Regions from separate parts of the Mus musculus genome. Here region 1 is linked to region 2. A link is a contact called in ENCODE Hi-C or POLR2A ChIA-PET data. All regions are on one chromosome and are shown on one strand. Each heading gives the region's core, a stretch centred on a gene start or an enhancer-like site at or near the end of the contact. The rest is flanking DNA. Distances are from core to core; before and after follow the strand shown.

Region 1 (4,225 bases), core at 629-3,128, 43 kb after region 2:
TAACTGGCTCCATTCCTGACAGTCATTGGAATTTAATTGCTTGGGGGAGGGGGTAGCAGTGCAGAACATGAAGTCTTACGGGCTTTAAAAAATCCTGGGGACTGTCTGGTCTGGCATCTGTGAGCAAACAACACCCAGGATCCCCACAGGAGCCAACTAAAGCGCTTAAGAGTAGGAACGAGGTGTGACATGGGTATGACCTACAGGCAGGCAACCTTCCTTTTATACTTCACAAGGCTGCGTGCAGGAAAGATCAACCATAAAGGCACAGACGGAGAGAGCTGAGAGCTCTCAGGGCAATGGTAGAATCGGGGGAACGCCCTCCCTGGAGAAAGATGGCTCCACTACCCACTGCACAGCATACATCCTTCCATCTGACTTGGGTACTGTCAGGGAGACAGGTTGAGCATCTTGTCCCTGTCAGGTTTGAGAGGGATGACTGCATTCAGGGTGTCGTCTGCGTGCTGCTGCTGGCTCTCTCCCAGCCTGTTGCTCTGACCTGGACCTGGTCGGTTTTACCCAGCACTAAGGGTGTGAAAGGCTCAGTCAGTGCCACACCTGTTCACACCTGTCTCTGGGAGATAGCCACGGTGATGCATCTCAAGTCTGCAGTACGGTCCGGTTCTTCCTGAGGCAGGAGGATTCGATGGCACACTCCCTCCGCGATTACAGTCCTGGTCAGTTTCAGGACCTCATGAAGCATGAAGAATTTCCAACTAATTACCACACCTCTGGCAAATTTCAATGACGTCACTGAAATAGAGTCTATAAATGTGTAAGTGGGGAAACACATGGCAGGTAACCCCCAAACACCCCCTCTACGAGACACCAGAAGGTTATTTTTAATTACTTCCTTTACTTTTTTTTTTTCATCCTTTCAGAAAATTTCCATGAACAGCCTACTTAGTGTATAGCTTTGTAAAAATCCCTGTTGGAATGGGGTTGGGGTAGGTCTGTAAATGGTACCCAGCCCAGTGTGGGAGCTGGTCCACCCAGCATCCAGAGCCAGGATGATGGAGGCTGGGCACGTGGAGAAAGCCCTGAGGCCGCATCCTGGTCACCTTTCTGCCTTTTCTCCACCCACGTGTAAATGGAGACACACTAAGAGACCTTGAGAGTTACCTATTTGAGGACAAACTGAAATTAACATAATGAAAATGAAAATGATCTCAGCCTGTTTCTATTGTAACCAACAGGAACGGAAGGAAGGAGTCATTCCAGCAGTTTGCAGCTTTCTGCCCTGGTTGATGCCTGGCTACTGAACAAGAAGCGTTTTTACAGCTTTGGTGTTGAACTCAGAAAGGCTGGTGGTATAAATTGGCCAAGAATATCAAAGCAGAGTAGAGAGCAAATGTTCACATCCTCTGTTCACAGAAATCTGGCCATCGGTAATTTGCATAAAGCTGTTAAAAGAAGCATTTATCCCAGGATCAACCCTGATTTGACACACACTCCTTATGTTACCCGAGGCTGCCCACACAAGAGGAGAAGGCCAGTCTAGACACCAAGAAATGTCCACCAACTGGTTGGTCAGCTTCACTATACAGAACTTTCTTAAGATTCTAGACTCTATCAGGATGTGGGCAACAGATTTTTAATTACTATGTGTGGGATCGCTTCTTACAGATGCTCAGCGGGACCCAGGATGTAATGCTGGAGGTCAAACAGCCAAGAGCGCCCTAGGTAGGGCAAAGCTCGCGGCAGACACCTGTTCCTGGTGCTTTTTGGGGTTGGGAAGGGCTCAACAGGTCATGCCCGCGGGGTGCAGCAGCGGGGTCTCTTTACTGGAGGTGCTCTGTGCGCCACGGTGCTGCTGTCAAGGCTGGAGGCTACCAAGAGCGAGCTCCCAGCTTCTGCTCACTTGGTCTGGAATGGGTTAAGTGCGGAGGCGCAGGAGCTGTTGCGGGCAGGCGCCGGGCACCGCGCACACTAGATCCACGGAGGGCTAGCTCAGCTGCAGCCTCTGCCGGAAGACCCCCAAGCCGTAGGTGGCAGGCGGGGACAGCGAGGTGCACGCGCGCCCCGGCCGTGGGCGGCCTCCCAGCTCGCGCTCCCTCCAAGTGCAGGGCATACTCAGTCGCTGCCAACCCGGAGGTTGGCACGCGTGCGGAGGAGCCCGGCGCGTTCCCGGCATCGGGAAAGCGCACAGAATCGCAGCGCTCGCACAGGTGCGTGGAAGGTTCGCTCGCCCCGGGGGCGCTCACACAGGTGCGCGTGAATGGTCGCGTGCGCATGCGCGTCACACACCCCACGCCCCCCGGCCAGGCTGCGCGTCCTGGGCTCGGGTGGGTTTGCAGGGGTGGAGGGAGAGCGGCGAGCTGCGAGCGGTGAGGTAGGGGCCCGGGCGCGGCCTGCGGGACTCCTGGAGGATGGAGGGCCTTGTGGGTGGTAGGCAGGGACGCTGCTCTTGGAGGGAAGTGGGGACTGGGGGTTCGGAGGACCGGATTGATCCAAGAAAAAAAGCACCGGGCGTGGCGTGGGAGGACGACAGGCGACAGTGAGTCGCCTGCACGGGCCCCTCCCTGGCATGGGTCTGGCCGCTCCCCTCCTGCTGCCTGTGACACTGGGTTCTTTATGGGGGGGGGGGTGCAGCTCAGGGACTGGGCGCTAGCTAGCTCGGAAAGTGGACATGATTTGGCGGACCCGGACGGGGACCCCCTAGGCAGACTCTTGACGCCACGGGTAGTCTGCGGGACGCGTGGGCCACGCACAGCTACAGTATTCGTTCGGGGAGCCTCGGCTCGTAGAGCCAGACAGTGGGTCAGGGATGCCTGGTGGCCTGCGCGGGTACGTGCCTGACAGCACGGTGGGGAGGGGATGGAAGGAGGAAAGCGCGCTGCATTTAAATTAGGATTGAGTGCGCGGTTCGCCTTCATCCTGGGAAGAGGCTGGGAGTGGAGCCCAAGCCTTCCTGGAACCTTGCCAGCCCCGCTGTGCGGCTGGGACAACCCCTTCCAGGGCAGCCAACCCCCTCCAGGGCGGTGGGGGCAGGTCCTGCCGAGTTCCTCTCGGTTGGCCCTCTGCACCTGTAGCATTAGACCGGAGAGTTTTCACTCCAACATTATTTAGCTTTCCTAAAGAAGCACTTCTTTCCCCAGCCTGCTACAGTCTAGTCCAGGGATAGAAAGAATGAGCTCTTTTCCCTCCTCTAGCTCCACTCGGGAGCTTATCTTGAAGTTCCCAGCATCTTTCAACACCGAGTGACTAGTCCTTGGTTCCCCGTGGGTTCCCAGCACCCTACTCCTAACCACTGAATTACTCAGTCTCTAATTAGTAACCCTCACCGCTGTCAATGGCGCCCTTAAGCCTTTCATCCTAAGGGTTCCTATTATTAGACCCCCACCCCCACCCCAAGCCCTGCCAGGCAGAAAGGAGCTTTCCTGGGTACCGGGTACCCGGAGTTGCTGGGAAAAAACCGCGTCCCCACACTGACTGACTAGGCGCTCCAACGCTCCCTTCCGGTGTAACTCGGCTAAGGTCCTGATGAGATAAAAAGAATTCAGAGCTTTTCATATCAACTACTAGAAATGGCTCATCATATCATTAGAAAAATACAGAGGAAAGATACTTAAAATGTTTTGTTTACCGTCTGTAAGGTCGTCTCTGGTTTACGAGTTGGGAGAGAGCATTAAATGTGCTTTTCTGTACGAGCCCTTCCCAGCTACACCAGTTTGGGGGCCATTACGCCCTATGTCTAGATCGGTGGGTCACAGGCTGGGTCACATCATCACTTTGTTCTCCCGCGCGGGTGGTGGTCTCTAGTGGGGTATGTTCAGTACAGTCCCAGCATGAACAAAGACTGTCTCTCTCCTTGCAATGCCTTTTGCCAGCACTCCATCTAGGCTCATATTTCAGATGTTTCCTAAACACCATGGCATAGATTACTGTGTAATAACAGCTCGGTGCAAATCTGGATCCACTTAGGCAGTTGCACTGATTCTCTGGACCGCCCTGCATTGAGGCTGTGGTCAGAACAGACTGTGTCAGCTGAGAGTCGGGACTGCCTGGAGCAGAGCAGGCTGCCTCCAGTGGAAACCAGCCCAGTCTCCCATGAGCCCCTGTAATCCAGGGATATTTGTCCTGCTCTGGAAGCCACGGACTCACTAACAGCCTTGGTTTCTAGCTTTTCTCTTGAATTGATTGTGGTGTATACACCGAGTGTTAGTACCAGCAAATGTTTGGAGAACACTTACAGTGAGCAACTTTTATAATAAAATGCAAACTT
Region 2 (3,980 bases), core at 997-3,496:
ACAGCAGGTGCTAACCACAGGAAAGTGGGGGAAAGAGGAGCCAGCCAGCGAAGCAGAGCAGAACAGAGCCGGGCTTGCCCACTGTCTGAGGGTGAGGTGTGGGGTTAGAGGCTGAGTGTGGAGCAGCTCAGAGGAGCTACTCCCCAGGAGAGGGGTGCTGTCCTCACGCTGAGCTCAGAAGCATTGCTGTATGTCCTGTTAAGAAGAACCTGTTCAGGCGCCAATCTGTAGTTGCAAGCCGCCCGCGACCTACATGAACTGGGTACTCCTGGAAGGCAGGCTTAGGGTGAAAGAGAGACTAGACGGCGAGAGAAATAATGAAGCCAAGACAAATTTTCTCTGATCAAGGCCCGTGAGTTTACTAAGAGACTGTGCTTAAAAGGGAGAAGCCCCCCCCCCCACCCGCCCCTCCCCCTCCCCGGCCAGTCCATCCTTGGTGACTGTAGCTGCCAGCCCGGAAGACCCAGCGCAACATGGATGTCTCAAAGGTGTCTCAGCAGGCAGCAGGATCTCAGAGAAGAGCAGGGCAGTTGACACCTCAAAAGAAGCCAGCCAAGGCGGAAAGCTGCACGGCAGGTGGCCCCACCTCAGTGATGACAAGGTCTGCACCAGCCCACTACAATGTGGGGAGTCCTGGAGACCTGCAGACCACACTTTGCAGGCCGATGCTGATCTCCTGTCTTTAAGGAAGCTCAGAGATTACCTCAGGGAATGGCAGCTTCTGACAGCAGCTTTTCACACTCTTCAGCAGCGAGGCAGTTGTTCCGCCTTCTAGAAGTTTGCTCTGCTTCTCACTGTGGGTGCGCCCATGCCTTGGCATGACGCGTATCATTGTCCTGCTGCTGATATTGGTGGAGTGCCATGCCCTTTGAGGTGGTGACTTGGTGGGCATGTGACTTCATCTGTTAATGTCTCCCTTGATTAGCCTTTCCTCATCCCCCCGCTTTACAGCATGCCTTACAGATGGGATCCGCAGGACGAATTAAGGGCCCTGCCATCCCCAGGGGGCATTTCAGTTTAATGATGTGGTATTGTTGTTCATGTTTATTTATTATGAGCCTGTGATGAACCAAGTGCTGGGTCCTGCGAGCTGCCAGTGAATGTGGCACAGGCCAGGCTATCCTGAAGAAATTTAGGAGCAGACCTTCTGATGCACAGACAGTGTGCACTGTGTAGCACATCCCATAATGGAGATAAAGGGGAGACTGTGTTCTCAGAAACAGTGTCTTTTAAGAACTGTCTTCCGGAAGGACAGAGGGTTCTGCAGATTGAGGTGGGCACCCTGACTCACCCTTGCATGTGTGCCCTTGGCTGGTGACCCATTTGCAGCTGTACTGGCCTGGGTACTCCTGAAGGAGCCATGGTTGCGGGGTGACTGCAGAAGTCCAGCCAGCCAGCCCTGGGGTCCATGGGAGACTAGCCCTGGGTTGCCCCTTCTGTCTTAGGAACACGGAACTGGAGAAGGCCCCTGCTATCTCTTGTTGCTTGAGATGCAGTGAGTCCCGCATCTGAGAGGCATACACAGCAGGGATGACTAAATCCTTTTTTTTTTTTTTTTTTTGGGTTTTCGAGACAGGGTTTCTCTGTGTAGCCCTGGCTGTCCTGGAACTCACTTTGTAGACTAGGCTGGCCTGGAACTCAGAAATCCACCTGCCTCTGCCTCCCGAGTGCTGGGATTAAAGGCGTGCGCCACCACGCCCGGCCTGGGCTGTGTGAGTGGCATGACTCCCAGGCTGTCCGTACTCCCTTGCTGAGGTTTAATGGAATGCCAGCTATATCTGAAGTGTCAAAGGTGGTGCTTCGATGTTGTCCACGTGTAAAGCAAAGTGCACAGAGCAGCCAAGTTGGTTAGGCAGCCATTATCACAGACAGGAAAATTTTACTCTTCTACGTCTTGAGGGTTAGGCATTTAGGACATGTTGCTGGGTCAGGTGGCTCAGCAGGTACTGATCACCAAGCCTGACTGGCCTGCGCTTGCTCTCTGCTGCTCACATGGTGGAAGAGAGAATCCATCCCTTCAAGTTGTCTTGTGTGCATGCCGACCTCAGTAATGGGCATCTTTCTGCACTTGAGAGGTTTGCTACTGCTGCTGCAGACTCTGTCTAACAGTAGATACTGGGAAGGGGCTGGACTGGGTGTGTCTAGATCCACCTCACAGCAGGGGCAGCCTGTCTTTAGGATCCAATGAGCCGCCCTCCAGTCAGTCACACCAGCAGCAGGCTGAACTGGTAATCAGAGGTCCCCGAGTCTCCCCTGTGCTTCCTTTAGAGTTTTGGCCTCTGTGTGTTCTTTCCCCTTCCCTGGGTGGGGCCTGTTATCTCAGGATGTTTCGAGAAGCTGGGTAGAAGTTCTTGTTCCCATTGAAATCGTACGACTTTTGTGTTGTTTTGAACGACTGTAACATTCAGCTCTGGAAGCTTGGTCTGCTGTTTTGTGTTGGAGGCAGAACGTGGGTGTCACTGCCTAGCAACCAGTGCTGAGGAAGGGTGAGGCTGTGCCAGCAGAAGCAGCAAGGAGCTGCCCCGACACAGCTCCAAGCACCCAGAAAGCAGGCTTCAGATGGAGGCAGGGCATGAACGTTAGTCGTTAGTCGTATTGGGTTTCCACGATGGACTTTGCCTACAGAGAGGGGCCTGGGAACCAGTGGCCTGGGCTCCTGTGGGGACCCATGGGTTGGGTTAAGCATTCGGATCTCCTGAAATGACTTTGGAAAGTGTGTACTTTCCTGAGGGCAGTTTAAAGTGTTTTACTGACTTTTCAGGCTGTAGCTCATGGTTGGGAAGAGAAAGATGGTGAGCCATCTGTTGGGTAAGCTGCCCCTGTGCACGCTGGTCACAGACCCAAGAGGTGGGTCCTCATTTTCTGTGTCAGATGGTTATCTGTATTGGCTTACCTAGCACATGGTCCATAGGTGGCCTGGGGACTCAGGTGATGTAGGATCCCACTTGTCTTTCTGGTGGTCCCCATCAAAATAAGAACACACCCCCTGGTGTTACATCTGCATTCTTGCTGTATTTAACATACCCATGTCAGATGATATGATAATTTGACATCTGAACCCAAAACACAATGATTGAACAAGATCCCTAGTGTTTCTGTCTCCTAGAAAATTGTTTTTCAACTTGCGATTAACACGTGATAATTAGAAATGTTTGTGGGGCACAGAGTGACATTTCGGTCCTGACAGAACACATCCTGACTGATCTGAGTACTTAATGCCACCACCTCCTTGCCATTCCTCTGCATCTGGAGCTTCGTGTCACCTCTCTTCCAGCTATCCACTGGTTGCTGTAAACTGTAGTCAGTTACACTGCCTAGCGCTTTGTCTGCACCTATCTGGAGCCCCCTCTTCAGTCTCCTCTCCTCTCCCCACTCCCAGCTGCTGGAGTAACTATTCCACATACGGACCCTCGTCTTGCCTTTCTCACATGGTGTTTATCTTCCTGGGTCTGACTTATTTCATTTAGCACAGTGTACTCCGGTGCCATCCAGTTTGCCACAGATGGCAGGACTCAATGCTCTGTTACTGGGTGTAATTTTCCATTGTGTGTACCACATTCTCATTGTCAGCTCTGTCTGCTGATGGACACTGCAGTTGATTCTGTGTCAGGCGCTTGTGACAAGGGCTGGAATCAGCACAGGTGTGCCTGACACCCCCACATCCCCCCATTTATTCCCTGAGATACAGGCTTGGGTCGGATAGCCGGAGCATGTGGAGTGTTTGTTCAGGGTTTTCTGCAAAGCCTCCCTACTGTTCTCTGAGGGTGGCTCTAAGATCCCCATGAGCACCAAGTGATAATTCCCCTTTCTCTGAGTTCTTGCCTGTATTTGCTATTTTGTTTTTGATGATAGCCATTCTCACTGGTATGAGGTGAGGTTTGATGTGGCTTTTCCACAGTGCACATGGACTTATTGGGCATTTGTGTGTCTTACTCTTAGACATGTCTGTTCAGATTATTCGCCTGTTTTTAGTCGGGTTT

Evidence for each region. A loop is a pair of places that touch in the nucleus more often than their neighbours do. ChIA-PET counts read pairs that join two places held with the same protein, here RNA polymerase II (POLR2A).
Region 1: a loop to region 2 is called in a map of left cerebral cortex, with 6 times the contacts of the local background. The contact joins the promoter of Kbtbd11 here to the enhancer-like site in region 2. A Hi-C loop is called at or near these places in 9 of 37 maps with a recorded cell type or tissue (T-helper 1 cell, T-helper 17 cell, left cerebral cortex and 1 more). POLR2A ChIA-PET finds 5 or more read pairs at or near these places in 4 of 5 experiments (Patski and embryonic stem cell).

The regions. Positions count from the first base shown.
Region 1 is chr8:15,009,147-15,013,371 of GRCm38, forward strand. It overlaps Kbtbd11 (kelch repeat and BTB (POZ) domain containing 11), which reads left to right and starts at 1,879. Exons shown (of 2, transcript NM_029116.2): 1 at 1,879-2,168. It overlaps 5830468F06Rik (a long non-coding RNA gene), which reads right to left. Exons shown (of 2, transcript XR_003947516.1): 2 at 1,585-4,225.
Region 2 is chr8:14,965,730-14,969,709 of GRCm38, forward strand. The region is part of intron 18 of Arhgef10 (Rho guanine nucleotide exchange factor (GEF) 10); the gene reads left to right. Among named protein-coding and RNA genes, the nearest start is that of Gm16350, 6.5 kb to the left of the region's middle. Within about 2 kb of position 2,247, at least 1 of the 3 ENCODE cell types and tissues checked has a DNase peak (open chromatin) inside an H3K27ac peak, as active enhancers do.